Regions from separate parts of the Homo sapiens genome. Here region 1 is linked to region 2. The links are chromatin loops, found by intact Hi-C in ENCODE. Cell type or tissue: CD4-positive, alpha-beta T cell. All regions are shown on one strand. Each heading gives the region's core, and the rest is flanking DNA. Links, peaks and the distances in the headings are about the cores only.

Evidence for each region. Peaks named below come from ENCODE experiments on the same cell type or tissue, not always from the same donor. Only the 100,000 strongest peaks of a DNase experiment are listed, where the experiment ranks them.
Region 1: a loop joins it to region 2, with 14 times the contacts of the local background. A loop is called at or near these places in 14 of 110 quality-filtered maps.

Annotation. Positions count from the first base shown.
Region 1 is chr16:78,702,309-78,710,885 of GRCh38, reverse strand. The region is part of intron 8 of WWOX (WW domain containing oxidoreductase); the gene reads right to left. Among named protein-coding and RNA genes, the nearest start is that of WWOX-AS2, 210 kb to the right of the region's middle. In CD4-positive, alpha-beta T cell, for the core only: a CTCF peak has its summit at 4,999 (motif pointing left); a DNase peak (open chromatin) is centred at 4,975.
Region 2 is chr16:78,765,860-78,774,436 of GRCh38, reverse strand. All of the region lies in intron 8 of WWOX (WW domain containing oxidoreductase), which reads right to left. Among named protein-coding and RNA genes, the nearest start is that of WWOX-AS2, 270 kb to the right of the region's middle. RefSeq lists an enhancer at 5,628-5,707. In CD4-positive, alpha-beta T cell, for the core only: CTCF peaks have their summits at 3,502 and 3,704 (motif pointing right); DNase peaks (open chromatin) are centred at 3,706 and 5,536; H3K4me3 peaks cover 850 bases; H3K27ac peaks cover 1,482 bases.

The DNA.
Region 1 (8,577 bases), core at 280-8,279, 64 kb after region 2:
CAGCACTTTGGGAGGCCGAGTGAGTAGGATCGCTTGAGCTCAGGAGTTTGAGATCAGCCTGGGCCACAAAGGGAGAGATCCTATCTCTACAAAAAATTAAACAATTAGCTGGGCACGGTAGCATGAACCTGCGGTCCCAGCCACTCAGGAGGCTAAGATGAGAGAATCAGTTGAGCCCAGGAGGTTGAGGCTACAGTGAGCCATGATCACGCCACTGCACTCCAGCCTGAGTGACAGAGCAAGACCCTGTCTCAAAAAACAAAATCTATATATACACATATATGTATATATTTATATATATTTTATATATTTAGATATATACTTGCATAAATATATAAAAATATATAAAATATAAATATTTTTAAATATAAAATATATTTATATAAATATATATATATATATATATATATATGAGATCCATTAGCTTTAATTGCATCAACAGAAGGGATAAATTCTTGCATCCCACTGGTGTGGCCAATGCTGCATAGCAGATGCGGAAGGCTCTGGAGGGTTAGTGCGCACTGGGAAAAGGAAGGATGGAGCGGCTAGAAGCAGCTGCCGCATTTCTTGAAGACTACTTTCAGAGACAAATCTCCCTGCAGTTAACTGTGTGTGGAAAGTAATGACTCTCAATGCCATTCAGGAAACCAGTCCCCAGGTGCCCCAAGTGTGCACGCCACTGGGTGATTTGAACGGGGAAAGCCTGTTCTTAGGCCTCTAGGTGGTAAACACAAGCAGGTCAACATGAGGCAGACATCCCTGTAGGAGTATGTCACTGCCAGCAAAAAGAAACACACGAAATAGCAGAAAATAAACAACTGCTCCTGGCCCAGGCTGGTAAGAAAGGCAACTATCGGCCGGGGGCGGTGGCTGACGCCTGTAATCCCAACACTTTGGGAGGACAAGGAGGGTGGAACACCTGAGATCAGGGGTTCAAGACCATCCTGGGCAACATGGTGAAACCCCATCTCTACCAAAAATACAAAAATTAGCTGGGCGTCGGGTGGCGGGTGCCTGTAATCCCAGTTACTCGGGAGGCTCAGGCAGGAGAATCACTTGAACCCAGAAGACGGAGGTTGCAGTGAGCTGAGATCACACCACTGCACTCCAGCGTGGGTGACAGAGAGAGATTATCACAAAAAAAAAAAAAATGCTTACTGTTGCTTTGGAAGAAGAGGCCCCAACACAAAGCCAATTTCACATGCATCAGCAGACTTGGAATCACAGGGCAGTTGGTTTTCATTCCCTGTTAAAAGGCCTGAAATGTGAAGGTACCCACAGCACGCTCACCTGAAAACCCCTTAGCAGGGCAGTGCAGACAGGCAAGTGTTCAGGAAGATGTTCTAATGAAGAGAAGAGGCACACCGTCTATCAGATTGAGAGGGCCTGTGTCAGAGATGAACAGAATACCCTGGTAATATCCCAATCTCACCAAGGCTGATCTGACAGAGCCCGATTACTTGCAACAGGCTGGGCCCGCTACCCAGGCCCTGTGAACCGGAATGGCCGAGAATCGCGGGCTTTCCTTCAGCCAGACAACTCCAACAAGCTTCTCTCTGTGATCACTACGTAAGTTAAATGAGTTAATCTTGTTTTCCAGATGAACTGTTATTTTGTCTCCCGCAGGCAGAGATTACGGGATAAAAGCATTGTGTTAACAGGAGGGCTGGGGGCTTTCCAGAGCCACATTCCACACACACAGAACCCCTCTCTCCAGTTCTTCCTCCCATTTCTATTTTTTCATGGATTTAGAGAACGAGGAGGAGAGTAGGGAACTTCAAAATGACACGCAGGGCGATAAACCTTTCAGATGAATGATGTCACTTCATAAGGGGTCAGGGGGCCAATTTATTTTCACGTTTCGAAACATAGTTTATGAGCCTGATAAAATTTAAAACACTTCTAGGGCAAAATGGATGTGCAAGTGACACTGAGTTTTGAACTCTTTCCCTGCCTTCTTTTTATTTTTCTGACTTACTCTTGAAACACATCAGTCAACAACCAGCTTATACTGAGGGTCCTTTGCATACAAGCCCTTTGCTGGGCGCTGTGAAAAATAATTTTTTTATGGCCAACACCTGGTTTCTTCCCTCAAGGAGCCTTATGCCTCTGTCACTGATTTCAACGTCATGTATCTTTTTAATTTTTTAAAGCCATTTTGGAGTGCGGACAATAATAAACGCACTTGGAGGCAAAGCCACTGAACTCACTGGGTTCTAATCCCAGTGGTCCACCACAGTTCACTGTGAGGTCTTGAGCAAGTTACTTAACCTCTCTGACCCCTAGGTTTTTTAATCTGGAAAGGGGTAACAAGTACACCCAACTTTCAGGGCAGTTGTCATGATAAGCAACAGAGTATGCAAAGCTTTCAGCAGATGGTAAACGCTTGATACAGAGTCATTTCCCAAGGTAGTGTCAGAATCACAGGAGGAAAGATACCAAGACCCTGTGACACAGCAGGGCAGAAACAAAAAGATGTCACAGGTAGGTGCTACGTCTAGCAAATAAAAACACAGGATGCCGAGTAAAATTTGAGTTTCACATAAACAACAAATCATTTCTTAGAAGTATATCCCAAAGAAAATTTTTAGAGTATATGCTCCAAATACTGCATGGGATACATTTTTAAAAAATATGTTATTTACCTGAAATTCACATTTAACCAGGTGTCCTGTTTTTGTTTTTGTTGTTTTAAGACACAGGGTCTTGCTCTACCACTCTGGCTGGAATGCAATGGTGCAGTCATAGCTCACTGCAGCCTCAAATTCCTGGGCTCAGGTGATATTCCTGCCTCTGCCTCCCAAGGTGCTGGGATTATAAGTGTGAGCCACTGTAACAGGCCAGGTGTCCTGTATTCTATCTGACAATCCTAGCCATGGGATTTCAGGTCAGAAGACCAAAGATCAAGTGTTATTTACTATTCCATTAAAAGTAATGGCAAAAACCACGATTGCTTTTGCACCAACCGAATAGCATTGTGACTTGGGGACAGATACTTTATTTATTTATTTATTTATTTATTTATTTATTTATTTATTTATTTATATTTTTGAGACAGAGTCTCGCTCTCTAGCACAGGCTAGAGTGCAGTTCTCCTGCCTCAGCCTCCCAACTAGCTGGGACTACAGGTGTGCACCACCACACCAGGCTAATTTTTGTATTTTTAGTAGAGATGGGGTTTCACCATGTTGGCCAGGCTAGTCCTGAATGCCTGACCTCAAGTGATCCACCCGCCTTAGTCTCCCAAAGCCCTGGGATTACAGGCATGAGACACCATGCTGGGCCTTAAAAAGATTGAATACTGCAGATTTTGAGCATCTGTAGCCTTTATTTCTGACTTCGGTTCCTGATATGGCAAGAGAGAGCTCAGATGCACAGACTTTTCCAAAGCAAACCTTGCAGAATGAGCTGAGAAGGAAGCTATACCAACTAGCCCAAGAAGATGTCCAGAACCTCTGATGCTTGTGCATAAAAAGGAGCAATGCTCCTGGTGAGGTGGCACAGACAAGGACGCATGGCCAATGTCTTATACCTTGCACACTTCTTTCCCTATATTTAGTGGTTACACAATTGTTGAGAAATGTAGAGATTTTTGCATGTACGTTAACTTCTGCTTCTATAGCTTTTTAATATATCTGAGGAATTATTTTATTCCCAAAAGACTGATGGTGCTCTGATGGGAGTAAGGGGTGGTAAAAGAAGGTAGAAAAATAAAAATAAACCCTTTAACACTAAGATTATTTGAGTGATCAGAATCAACACTATAGGAAGGCTCTGTGATAACCTGGATGTCAATTATTCCAGCACTTTGTCCTTGAAGGGGAATACGTTCTTTTCTGCTTAAAATATTCCATGGTTTACATGGATCATGGTCTCCTTAGGCCTACTAGGCAACTGACTGATTCACTTCCAAAGGCAGTTTGTGCCAGGCATGACGGCTGATGCCTGTAATCCTAATACTTTGGGAGGCCGAGGCGGGAACACTGCTTGGGCCCAGAAGGTCAAGGCTGCAGCCAGCCAGGATTGCGTCAATTACACTCCAGACTGGGTGATAAAGTGAGATCTGTCTCCAAAAAAAAAGGTAGTTTGTATCCTGAGTCAGTTGCAAGGGTAGCTGTCAGGAAGAACCATCTGAGGTGCCAATTGCGTCAGTACCATGTGTACCCACAGGTCAAAAGGGAAACTGCAAGGATCGAGAAAGAGCAGCTGAAAGAGCCTTTCCTCTCCTGGATAAGTTTTCAATGTTGCCATAATTGGAAAAAAACTATTTTCTTGGGACCAATTACCAAGCCAGAGAGACTGCACCAAGTGTGCTGAGCTCTCTTGTTCCTGCCTGCAGCTTCTTTGTAGTTGACGAATGAAAGAATATAAAGGGAAATGAAAAGCTTCAAAAAGAGGAGAGGAAGAGCCCCAGGAAAGCAACAGAGATGGAGCTCTTGATTACAGAAAGAAATCTGAAATGGAATCGGGAAGGCTCAGGATGCCCCCAGAGAGATTCCTGGAGAAGGCATCTAATTTAACAGCAGAGAGAGAAGATGGCAAGGGTGCTTTAGCCTGGCTCTGGAAAGAAATAAGAGATGTGTTGAAGGATGTGTGTGAGACTGACAGACACAGACAGACAAAGTTTATATGGGTCAAATAAGGAAAAAGTGAATCTAAAAAGCTACACATATGCACGAAAACTGTTTTCTTTTTTGATATCCTTATTAAATAGGGGGCTTGATAAGATGGAAATGCCTTAATTAAGAATGATTTTTATAAACATGCTGTGATCACACTTGCCATCAAATATGGGTGAATTTAGTCAAAAAAAAAAAAAAAAAAAAACCTGCCATAACTCTGACTGGAGACAAAGTATGTGTCATTAGAATGAAAGCTTCTTGAGAATACACACCTATCTGAGTCACTGCTGTACGCACAGCATCTAAACCACGTTCCACACTCAAACATTCCTTAGTGTGTAAATAAACAGATGCTTATATCTAGCAGGTCATATTCCTTACTCAAGATACACTACCACCACCTTGTGGCAAAGTACCAGAATTGTAGGAATAGGAATAGGGTTTTTGTTTTATTCTTGTTTTTTCATTTTGTTTTCAATGTATGTGTGCACAAAAGCAGTATGTGCTCTGATGGTACATACAGCATTACACAAAGTCACCAAAGGCATAGAAAAGGAAGTAAAAAAGCAAATAAATAAATAAATAACTAAATAAACAGTTTTACATGGGTGATCATACAGCTACAACATCAGCTTTTCCCCAGTCCTTTTCTGTTACTTTAAGTATTTACTGCATGAAACCCTCCCAGAATTTTTAAGCTGCACCACTGCAGGCTAAGAGCAGAGCCAGCACTTCTTACATTAGCAAACGTGTGAGGCGAAGGGAGGTTTGATTGACAACTGACAAACTGATGACAGAACAAAGAAGGAGCCTCCACTTGGGAACACAACGCATTTTTACAGCCACTTTCGCCTTGGCTTGTTTTTATATTCTCCCCAAAGAAGTCCCTTTGACTCTCTTATGTGTTGTTTTGTGTTGTTTTTCATATAGACCATGTTGTCAGCTAGGTCCGGAAGCAACAATGAATATAAAGTACTGGGCAGGACAACATTTGATAAATGTAAACAATATGCATAGAGAAAACCTCTCAGATGAAAAATCCACATACATTTTTAGCGGCCGTCAGACTGAATGCAAATGGCTTTGGAAAATATAAGTGGTTGGCTTTTTAATATCAAAGAAAATCACAGCCTTTTCTCTAACACTGAAAACACTGCGGCACTAAAAAGGAATAACTAACTCAATAAACCAGGCAGCTCATTTTCAGCATGCAAAAGTCATGGTCCTTGCCCTTACCTTAGAAGCAATGTTGCACTTCTAGAAATGTTAAATGGCGGACAGGTTAAGAAAACCAAGACTGTCGCTGGTTTTTAAGGCTTCCTCCTCTTTAAAAAAAAAAAAAACAAGTTGTATTTTAGAGGAAGAAGCAGCAATTAAAAAAAATAAAAGAGTTGGGGTGGCCCACAAAAGAAGCCACGTAATGTCAATGCTCTGAAACTGCTCAGCCTCAGTTGTTTTCCAAGTCAACATGCTGGCTGTCTTGCCTGAAAGAAAGGAGTCAACAGGGAGAAAATAATAGAGCATTTCCAGAATTCACCCAGCAGCTCGGAAAACTGTCTGCTTACTATTACACAGTTTTAACATGTCATAATCATTTTCACAGTAAAGATACCCTTCCTGCAGTTTAGACCAAGAATGCATGACTAATTTTAACCACTTGTGCAAATCTCCTAATGGAAATTTCAAACGGCTTTTATGGATTAGAGTTTCGTAAACTGTATGGAGAGCTGCAACAGATACTAAGTCTCGTTGTTGCTCATGTCAGCCCGTCAGTGCCTAATGAGTTACTGAAGATCCGTGGGCAATCATACACTACTTACAGAAACTATAATTCTTGTTGGCACTACATGTATTGTGCATTATATGTATAAAAGATAAAACCAAGCATTGTGAAAATGCAGATGAATGAGAAGGGAAGGGAGGTAGGTCATGTGCTGACATCTTAAGTTTCACCAGAACGTAGTCAAGATGAGGAAATTTTGGAGATACCCGCTATGGGATCCAAGTTGAGATCATCAAATGCTAAGGTAGGTTGCACTGTTTCCATTTTATAGACAGATGTTGAGGCTCAGAGAGGTTACATAGTTGCCACAGGGAACACAGCTGCTGGAGGTTAAAAAAAAAAAAAATCACAGCCTGCCCCTTTCCACCATGACGTGCTGGGTGGAACAACATCTAGTGAATTGAAACAGATGGCTGGGAGATTTAAGAATCAAGTTCACTTGGAGATGGATAGGGGTGATGGTTGCACAACAGGAATGCCCTTTTATGCCACTGAATTGTGCACTGAGAAATGGTTAAAATGATAAATATTATGGTATAAATCTTTTACCAAGTTTTTAAAAATAATAAGTTCCAAAACTCTTTCCCACTGAGAGATTGAGAAGATCAGAGTCATAGTTCAGAAAAATGTTCTGTCATACCCAGTTCTGTGCCCACAGCAGTACCAGCAACTCAGAGCATAAAAATCAAAATATTCTCCCTGTGAAGTCAAAATCAGTGAGGTAGTTGGAAACACATTTTGGGATATTCTTCCCAACCCAAGAAATTCAAGCATTTGAAATTTCCGAGTTACCCATCTTTTTTATGGTGATTCTTTCTTTTTCCAAAAAAAACCAAACAAACAAACAAAAAAAAACAAAAACAAAACAGCATCTCACTCTGTTGCCCAGGATGAAGTGTAGTGGTGAGACCAGGGCTCACTACAGCCTCAAACTCCTGGACTCAAGGGATCCTCCTGCTTCAGCCTCCCTCTGAGTAGCTGGAGCTACAGGTGCAAGCCACCATCCCCAGCTAATTAAAAAAAAAAATGTGTAGAGACAGAGTCTCTATGTTACCCACACTGGTCTTGAACTCCTGAGCTCATGCAATCCTCCCACCTCAGCCTCCCAAAATGCTGGAATGACAAGTAGGAGCCACCATGCCCGGCCTTAACTCCCATTTTGTTAGAAATTTTCACAGGAAAGATGGGAGAGAAGCTGACTTATGAGAGAAACAAGGTAGATGGGCTGCCGGGGTGAATGTGGGTAGTTATGACACACAGAGAAAAGAGACAGACTCTTGTCAGGAAGGAGCGGAGAAGAGAAGGAACATCATAAAAACTCACGACCACCCCTCCCTCTCTTGGCTCTTGATTTGCCTCCTGACTAAAAGCAAGGTCCCTGCAGCCCTCTACCTAACATCCCATCATCGGAGGAGCCTTCTCTGATCCCAACAAGCACTGCAAGATTCCATAATTACTTTTTAGATCAATTTTCTTAGGAAAGGGAGCGGAGAGTTATCCTATGATGATCTACAAGAGCAAGTGTGGGAGTTCTGGAAAAGGAGGAGAGCTCCCAAGGCATCTGTTTCCAGAAGCTCCTATATAATCCCCCTCTCCTGCAGTGAGCAAAGCAGGATTTAACAATGGTGGAAAAGGACAGTTGTTCCAGTTATGTGTTTCCCTCGACCCGCAGCACACAGAGCTTCTCCAAATACACATGCAAGAGGTGTGCAGACAAATCTGCTTCCTCTGCGATCTTTCCATTCTCAATTCATGTTCTCTTTCTAACCTTTGGCTTTCTCCCTACCAGTTACATCATTTCTTTTTTTTTTTTTGTTCTTTTTTTTGAGACAGAGTCTTGCTCTGTTGCCCAGGCTGAAGTACAGTGGTGCAATCTCAGCTCACTACAACCTCCACCTCCCAGATTCAAGTGATTCTCCTGCCTCAGCCTCCCGAGCAAGCATTTGGGATTACAGACATGAGCCACTGTGCCTGGCTAATTTTTGTATTTTTAGTAGAGATGGGGTTTTATCATGTTGGCCAGGCTGGTCTCAAACTCCTGACCTCATGGGATCTGCCCACCTCAGCCTCACAAAGTACTGGGAATTACAGGCGTGAGCTACCATGCCCAGCCTGGTTACATCATTTCACCAGCTTCTCTGTCTACAAGAAAGCACTACTGGCTATTTCTTC
Region 2 (8,577 bases), core at 100-8,099:
AACACCTATCATCATTCAGAACTCTTTCTTTTTTTTTGAGACATTGTCTCGCTCTGTCACCAGACTGGAGTGCAGTGGCGCGATCTCGGCTCACTGAAAACTCCGACTCCCTGATTCAAGCGATTCTCCTTTTTCAGCCTCCTGAGTAGCTGGGATTACAGGCGCCTGCTACCACGCCCAGCTAATTTTTGTATTTTGAGTAGAGACAGGGTTTCACCATGTTGGCCAGGATGGTCTCCATCTCCTGACCTCATGATCTGCCTGCCTTGGCCTCCCAAAGTACTGGGATTGCAGGGATGAGTCACTGCACCCAGCCTAGAAGTAATGTTTAATAAAAATCTCCAGCCCTTCTTTCAGAAGGACCTAGACGGGCTTCCTTCAAGGAACATGAAAAAATTAAGTTGATGTGTGGACACCAACATATGCACATGCATCTTTAAACAGTGTGAAAGAGTCTCATTTCAGCCACATGCTTTCAGAGTCATGTTTTCAAATTCCATGAAGGGCCTGGGAAAACTGTGTTAAATTCCAATTCTGGATCTCCCATACAAGTATGCGAATGATGCCAACAGAAGTTAAATACAATAATCGTTTTGCAGCCAAGCTCCCTGTTCAGAACTCACATGCAAAGTACTGCCTGATCCCAATTAGCTCAAACTTGTTTTTGCTTCTCTTTGTTTGTCGCCTCCTGCCCACCTTCCAGGGACTCCTCATTTTGGGTTATTTGTTCAGACTTCAACTCCAGACACACCACTGTGATTTCGTTTTTAATAAACACTATCCAGTGAGTAGCGGAAAACAATGAGAGGCACCTGCACTCTATTATAACTTCTCATTCCACCCACGAGTGCGGAGCTATGAATAAGTGAGAGCCCCACTAGTCTAAGAATAGTAACAGCGTTTTCCCATCAACACAGCATCCTCCAACTTCAGCTAACACAAGGGACAAAGTACCCTGCTGCCCGCCTCATTGTTTTAAATGAGGGAGGAATGTCCCGAGGGGAGCCAAATGTCTGCGCTCTGCAGCCAATGACTTACCCATGGGTGGGACCAGAGGATGGTCCATTCCAAGCTAGGAAACAGCTGAACATTCCTGAAACCTTAGGGATAGGGAGTGCTAATGACTGACAGTCCAGAAGCCAGAGCCAGAAGTTGTAGTAGAAGGAACATGGGGTGTGGAATCGGAGAACACAAACTCGGGCTCTACTTATTAATAGAACAAATATATATTAACTGCCCAACAAATGTTTAGGCACTGTTCTAGCGGCTTAGGATACCGACAAAATCGTCAAAGTCCCCTGCCCTCATGAAGCTTACAATCTAGCCACTCACTAGCCACTGAGCAAGTTACCTAATTTCTTTTTGTTTGTTTGTTTGTTTCTTTTGTTTGTTTGTTTTGCTTTGGAGACAAGGTCTGCAAAACAGACCTTGATGCCCAGGCTGGAGCACAGCGGCATGATGACAGCTTTCTGCAGCCTCAGCCTCCTGGGCCCAAGCAATCCTCCCACCTCCACCTCCTGAGTAATTGGGACTACAGCCATGTACCACTGCACCCCATTATTTTTTTGATTTTTACTTTAAGTAGATACAAGTTCACGCTATGTTGTCCAGGCTGGTCTCAAACTTCTGAGCTCAAGCAATCCTCCTGCCTAAGCCCCACAAAGCGCTGAGATTACAGGTGTGAGCCACCGCGCCTAGCCAACTTACCTAGGTTCTTTGAGCCTCTGTTCCCCTCCTGTGGAATGAGCTAAACATATGCCTATGCCCCAGTGGCTTGAAGCCTGGAATTAGCTAGTAGTAGCCATGCTGGTAATAACAATCACCACTTTTTTATTTGTTTGTTTAATCTCTTCCAAAGTATTTGTTACCTACAAAAGGGAAGATAATAACTTCACACTGCAGAACCCAGAAGTCATCACATTAACCAAATGATCAAGATTAACATTTCCAAGAAGAATTACACGTCTACTGGAATCAACCTAAATGTCCACAAATGACAGATTGGATTAAAAAAAAAGTAGTGAATATACACCATGGAATACTATGCAGCCATATAAAAGAATGCGATCATGTCTTCTGCGAGAACACGGACGGGGCTAGAAGCCATTATCCTCAGCAAACTAATGCAGGAAGAGAAAATCAAATACTGCATGGCCTCACTTACAAGTGGAAGCTAAATGATGAAAACTCAAGGACACAAAGAAAGAACAACAGACACTGGGGCCTGCCTGAGGGTAGAGGGAGAGAGGAAGGAGAGGATCAGAAAAATAACTATTGGATACAAGGCTTATTACCTGGGTGATGAAATAATCTGTTCAACAAACCTTTGTGACATGAAGTTACCTATATAACAAACCTGCACATGTACCCCTGAACCCAAAATAAAAGTTAAAAAAAGAATTACAGGTCCAATTAACATTTCCAGTAAGAACACACATATACACTAATAATCCCTTGGTAAAATACACTGAGAGGGAAGTATCATTTTTGTACTATTCTTTTCAAAAAAATGGTTTTTATTGTAGTACAATGTATGTAACACAAAATTTGTCATTTTAACTTTTTTTTTGTGAGAGAGCTAGACTGAACTCGTTAAAGCTCACCTTTGCTGTGATCCAACTCTTATTTATTTATTTATTTATTTATTTATTTATTTATTTATTGTGAGACAGAGTCTTACTCTGTTGCCCAAGCTGAAGTGCAGTGGCACAATCTTGGCTCACTGCAACCTCCACCTCCTAGGCTCAAGCAATTCTCCTGCTTCAGCCTTCCAAATAGCTGGGATTACAGACACCCACCACAATGCCCGCCCAATTTTTGTATTTCTAGTAGAAACGGGGTTTCACCATGCTGGCCAGGCTGGTCTCGAACTCCTGACCTCAAGTGATCCGCCCATCTCAGCCTCCCAAAGTGCTGGGATTACAGGCGTGAGCCACCGCACCCAGCGCATTTTAAGCATTTTTAAGGATACAATTCCGTGGCATTAATTACACTCATGATGTTGAACAACCATCACTTCTATCTCCAAAACTCTTTCATCACCTCAAACAGTAATAACCACCTTTGAACATATATTTAGGTTGGGCATGCATGTTCTTCAACCTCAACAGAAGCTGGGGGTTGGATCACTGTGATAGCTTCCTAACTGGATACCCTGTTTCAGTCTTCACCACCTATCCCTTACCAATCCACTCAACACAGCAGCCAGAGCGATCTTTTCAAAGAGTAAGTCAGTTCCGGTCAGTTCTGTGTTCAAGACTATCCAAATGGATCTCCATCCCTTAAAATGCGTGCTCTGGCCAAATGCTAATTCTCTTCCCTTCATCCACACCTGCTGTGTTGCAGCTGGCTTACTTGCATGCCATGCCGGCTGACCTGAGGGCCTTTGCACGTGCGGTTCCTTCTGCCTAGAATGTTCTGCCTCCAGCAATCCCTTCCTTCATGTCTCTGCTCCAAATGTCACCTTTTTAGAGAGGTCTTCCTTGTACAGTCTCTATCAAACAGCACACATAATAATTCTTACGCTCCTCGCTCTGCCTATTTTCCCATAGCACTGATTAGCATCGGTGCCAACCGTCCACAGATGACGTCTCAGTACCAGGCACATTTAGCATTGCTCGGCTTGGGAGGAAAGAAGAGTTTCCCCTTTGCCAGCGGACGCCATGTCCAGCTTCGCCAGTAGAGGGCGCTGCAGGGACACTGGCGCAGACGGGTTCTGGTGCGAAGCTCCCATAGGGGCATCTCCCTGTGGGCGGTTCACTTCGGGGAGGGGGGGAGGGGGCGGGAGTTTCCCGGCACTCCACCCCTGCAGGCTGATTTCCAGAGACTTCCTTGGTAGGCACCTCCCACAGACGTCCTTCCCTGGCACCACAGAGAGCGGTTTCCCAGTGAGTCCCACCTTTATGGGGGCTTCAGTGAGAACCTTTCTGCCATCCAATGGGCCATGGCCCAGTCCAGATCCCAGTCCTGGCCCGTGGGGACCCCAGATTTGCTCTTTCCTGGGTGTACTGCCCCATCCCCCATTGGTACTGGCTGCTCCCAAATCTGTATTCTTGGATTCTTTAGAGTTAAATTTTTTTTTTGTTTGAGACAGAGTCTCACTCTATGGCCCAGGCTGGAGTACAGTGGTGCAATCTAAGCTCACTGCAACCGCTGGCTCCCGGATTCAAGTGATTCTCCTGCCTCAGCCTCCCAAGTAGCTGGAACTACAGGAGCACACCACCAACCCCGACTCACTTTTGTATTTTTAGTAGAGACGGGGTTTCACCATGTTGGCCAGGCTGGTCTCGAACTCCTGACCTCAGTGATTGGCCCACCTCGTATTCCCAAAGTGCTGGGATTACATGCATGACCCACCATGCCCGACCTACTCTTTTTTATTTTATTTTACTTAAAGACACGGTCTCACTCTGTCACCCAGGCTGTAGTACAGAGGTGAGATCATAGCTCACAGCAGCCTCAACCTCTTGAGCTCAAGCGATCCTCCTGCTTCAGCCTGCCAAGTAGCTGGGACCCCCACATGCTCCACCACACACGCCCAACTACTTTTTATTTATTTTTATTTTTATTTTTTTATTTTATTTTTTATTTTTTGTAGAGACAGGACCTCCCTATGTTGTCCACACTGATCTCGAACTCCTGGACTCAGGCGATCCTTCCACCTTGGCCTTCCAAAGTGCTGGGATTACAGACAGGCATGAGTCACTGTGCTCGGCCTGATTCTCTTTACCCTTTAGTAGCCAAAACCCTGTTGTAGCTAATAATTCTTAATATTAAATCTTCCCTGTTAAAATTATGATATAGTTTCTGTCTCCTAACTGGATCCTGACTGATGGAGTAACAGACATGGTAAAAATAAATAAATAAATAAATAAATAAATAAATAAATAAATAAATAAATAAATAATGTGGGGGGTGGGTGGGAGGGATTACATTTGTTAATTACCCATTTTATCTCCATCTGTCACAGAATGCAAGCAAGGACTTTGCTTTGTTTACCACGATGTCCCCAATGGCTACAACATGTGCTTGACAGGTTACAAGCACTGGATAGGAAGGAAGGAGGGGAAGAGAGGGGGCGGAGCAAGAGACATTGTGAAAAAGAGAAAGGATGGAGGGAGGCAGGATGGATGGATGGATGGACAGACGGATGGACGATGGTGACTCCCCCCAACTCCCAGGTGGCATTACACGGGCTGTAACAGCGCCTGGTATATAGTAAGCACTCATGAAATAGTCATATATGAATCTCTTTGCAGCCCTTACATAATTTCCATTTAACCTTTCCATCCTTCCACCAATTATTTGGAATACCAAAATACCTCACTATCAAATGCCAGAGCCTTATAAAGATGGCCTTGTGGCCCCTGCGCCTACCCAACCCCAACAACTCTCTTGAAGAAAAATAACAACAAATTGACCAGAGACTGAAAAAGGAAAGCATCTTTGAACCACACCTTCTGGTGCTTGGTTTTATTCTGATGCTCAAAACAGAATGGAAACCGTCCTCCTCCCCTACACCATGGCGCAGCGTCAGCTTCCTGCTTACAAACAACGGCATTGGCGGGTCATGCTCTCCTTTCTCTTTGACTGGAAAGCCCTTCAGGGTCAGTACCTCATTTCTGGTGTGAATATTCACTTTCTCGTTCCACAAAAAGACCCACCAGCAAGCTGTGAAATGAGCATTTCACAAAAGCATAAAACACGCCGATAATTAAAACGCTGGGCAATTAGAGTGACAAACTACACTCCCCAATCTACAGAGTTAATTTCACAACCTCTGAAAATTATAAAGGAAATCTATTTAGAAATTAGGAAGCTCCAAAGCCTTTTTTTTTTTTTTTCCTCGAGATGAAGTCTCACTGTGTCACCCAGGCTGGAGTGCAGCGGCGCAGTCTCCGCTCACTGCAACCTTTGCCTCCCAAGTTCAAGTGATTTTCCACTCTCAGCCTGGTGAGTAGCTGGGATTACAGGCGTGCGCCACCACACCTGGCTAATTGTTGTATTTTTAGTAGAGAGCGGGTTTCAACATGTTGGCCAGTGTGGTCTCAAACTCCTCACCTCAGATGATCCGCCCACCTCAGCCTCCCAAAGTGCTGGGAGTACATGCATGAGCCACTGCACCAAGCCAGGCAACTTTTTTTTTTTTTTTTTTTTTAACTCATCTATCACTTTTTGGCTTGCTTGAGATTTCACTCTCCAACTTTTTTCTACTGTGACCTAGTTGCTTCAGAATCATACTGGCTGTACTTCTTTGCTTATAAAATAACCGACCCCCCCGCCCCGCAGCCTAAAAAAGGGACAAAATCCAAAGCCAAGAATTACAATTACCCGGTAAAACACATAATAAGAATACAATACAGCTAATGAAAAAGCACAGGGGGTGGAATACCAACCTCCCCAATGTAAACAACAACTGTCTCTTTCAATTACCGTTTTCTTTTTACCTCAACTTCTAAACAGTACTAGAAGACATTAGCACAGTCCAAACTCGTGGTGCTGGAAGGTTATCATTAGCCAAAAGAAAGCAAAAATAGAACCAAAAAGCCATGTGAGTATCAAAAATGGATGTTACTTTCTCCAAAGAAGATACACAAACGGCCAGTAGGCACGTGAAAGTACGCTTAACATCATTAGGGAAATGGGAATCAACACTGCAGGGAGGTAACACTTCACTCAGATGGCTATTCTATTTTTTTAAGTAAAATAAGTATTGGGTAGATGTGGAGCAACTAGAATCCTGATGCACTGCTGGTGGGAATGTAAAATGATGCGGCTGCTGTTGAAGACAGTTTGGCAGTTTCTCAAAAGGTTAAGCACACAGATACGAAACGACGCAGCAATTTCACTCCTAGGTATACATGCAGAAGAATCGAAAGCAGAGATCTGAATAGATATTGGTACAATGTTCATAGGAGTATTATTCAAACACACACACACACACACACACACACAGACACACACACACTCACACAGAAACATTATTCAGCCATAACAAAGAAATTTTGTGGCAGGTGTGGTGGCGCAGTCATCTCAGCGCTTTGGGAAGCCCAGGCGGGTGGATGACCGGAGCACAGGAGTTCAAGATCAGCCAGGGCAACACGGCAAAATCTGTCTCTACTAAAAATAAAAAAATAATAATAAAAATAAATTTAAAAAGCCAGGCATGGTGGCATGCACCTCTAGCTCCTTGGGAGGCTGAGGTGGGAGGATCACTGAAGCCCAGGAAGTCAAGGCTGCAGTGAGCTTTGATTGTGCCACTGCACCCCAGCCTGGGCAACAGAGTGAGACCCTGTCAAAAATGGAAGGAAGGAAGGAAAGAAGGAAGGAAGGAAGGGAGGAAAGGAGAGAGAGAAGGAGGGAGGGAGGGAGGGAGGGAAGGAGAGGAAGAAAGAAAGAAATTTTGATATATGCTACAATATGGATTGACCTTGAAAACAATTTCATAGATGCAGAAAGTAAAGTAGGGGTTACCAGAGACCACAAGCTTGGGGAAGTGAGGAAGGGGCAGTTATTTTTTAAAAGATGTGATGAAAATATTTTAGGTATAGGTAATGCTGATGGTTACACAACATTGTGAATATATTTAATGACTATGAATTTTACACTTATAAATTAAAATGATAAATACTAAGTTGTGTACATTTTGCCAAAATAAAAAAAGTAAAGGTCACAAAACCTGAACATTAAAATCTGTGGAAGAGCTTGATCTGCCCTTGCTCTGAGCCTGTTCAGGCCCTTTTTTCAAACAAGTCTAACAAACTTGATTAACTGAATTCCTTGTCTTAAAAACTTTGGAGAGAGCTAACTCACAAGGCCTCTGAGCATGTTTTTCTTTTTTAGAGACAAGGAGACAAGCTCTCCCTCTGTCGCCCAGGCTGGAGTGCAACAGCACAATCACAGCTCACTTCAGCCTCCACCTCCTGAGCTCAAGCAGCCCTCCTGCCTCAGCTGCCTGAATAGCTGGGACTACACGGAGGAGACACGACAGCCGGCTAAATTTTTTTAAGACGTGGGGTCTTGCTGTGTTGCCCAGGCTGGTTTTGAAGCCATAGCCTCAAGCAATTCTCCCACCTCAGCCTCTCCAAGTGCTGAGATTACAAGTGTGCTACCATGCCCGGTCTCCTCTGCACATTTTAATAAGGCTAGCGACACACAGGAGAGATGACGAAGAGCAAGGCTTTCTACCAGCGCTAGGTGATTCAAGTTTACCTGGTGGAATCCTTTTTTGAGTAGCCCAGAAAAGGCCAAGGCACGCAGTATGTCCTGCCCCTGGCAAATGGAACCTGACCCAGTTCCCACCGACTATCAGGGGACGGTATGTGTGACCACACCTCTGACCACAAATCATTCACCCCGTCCCACTCCTTTGGAACTGCTCATGTCATCTGTGTGCCTGGGCTCTGTAAACCTTTTCTGTGCAGACTTGGGTCTCTCCAGCTGTATTTCCTGGATCTAGTCATACTTTTGTTATACTTTCAAGCCACTGGGATCCCTGATCACCCCTCACTCCTCACACCAATGGGCATGGAAGCCACGTAAATTTCTGCCTCCGCAATGCCTGTGCCACCCACTCTG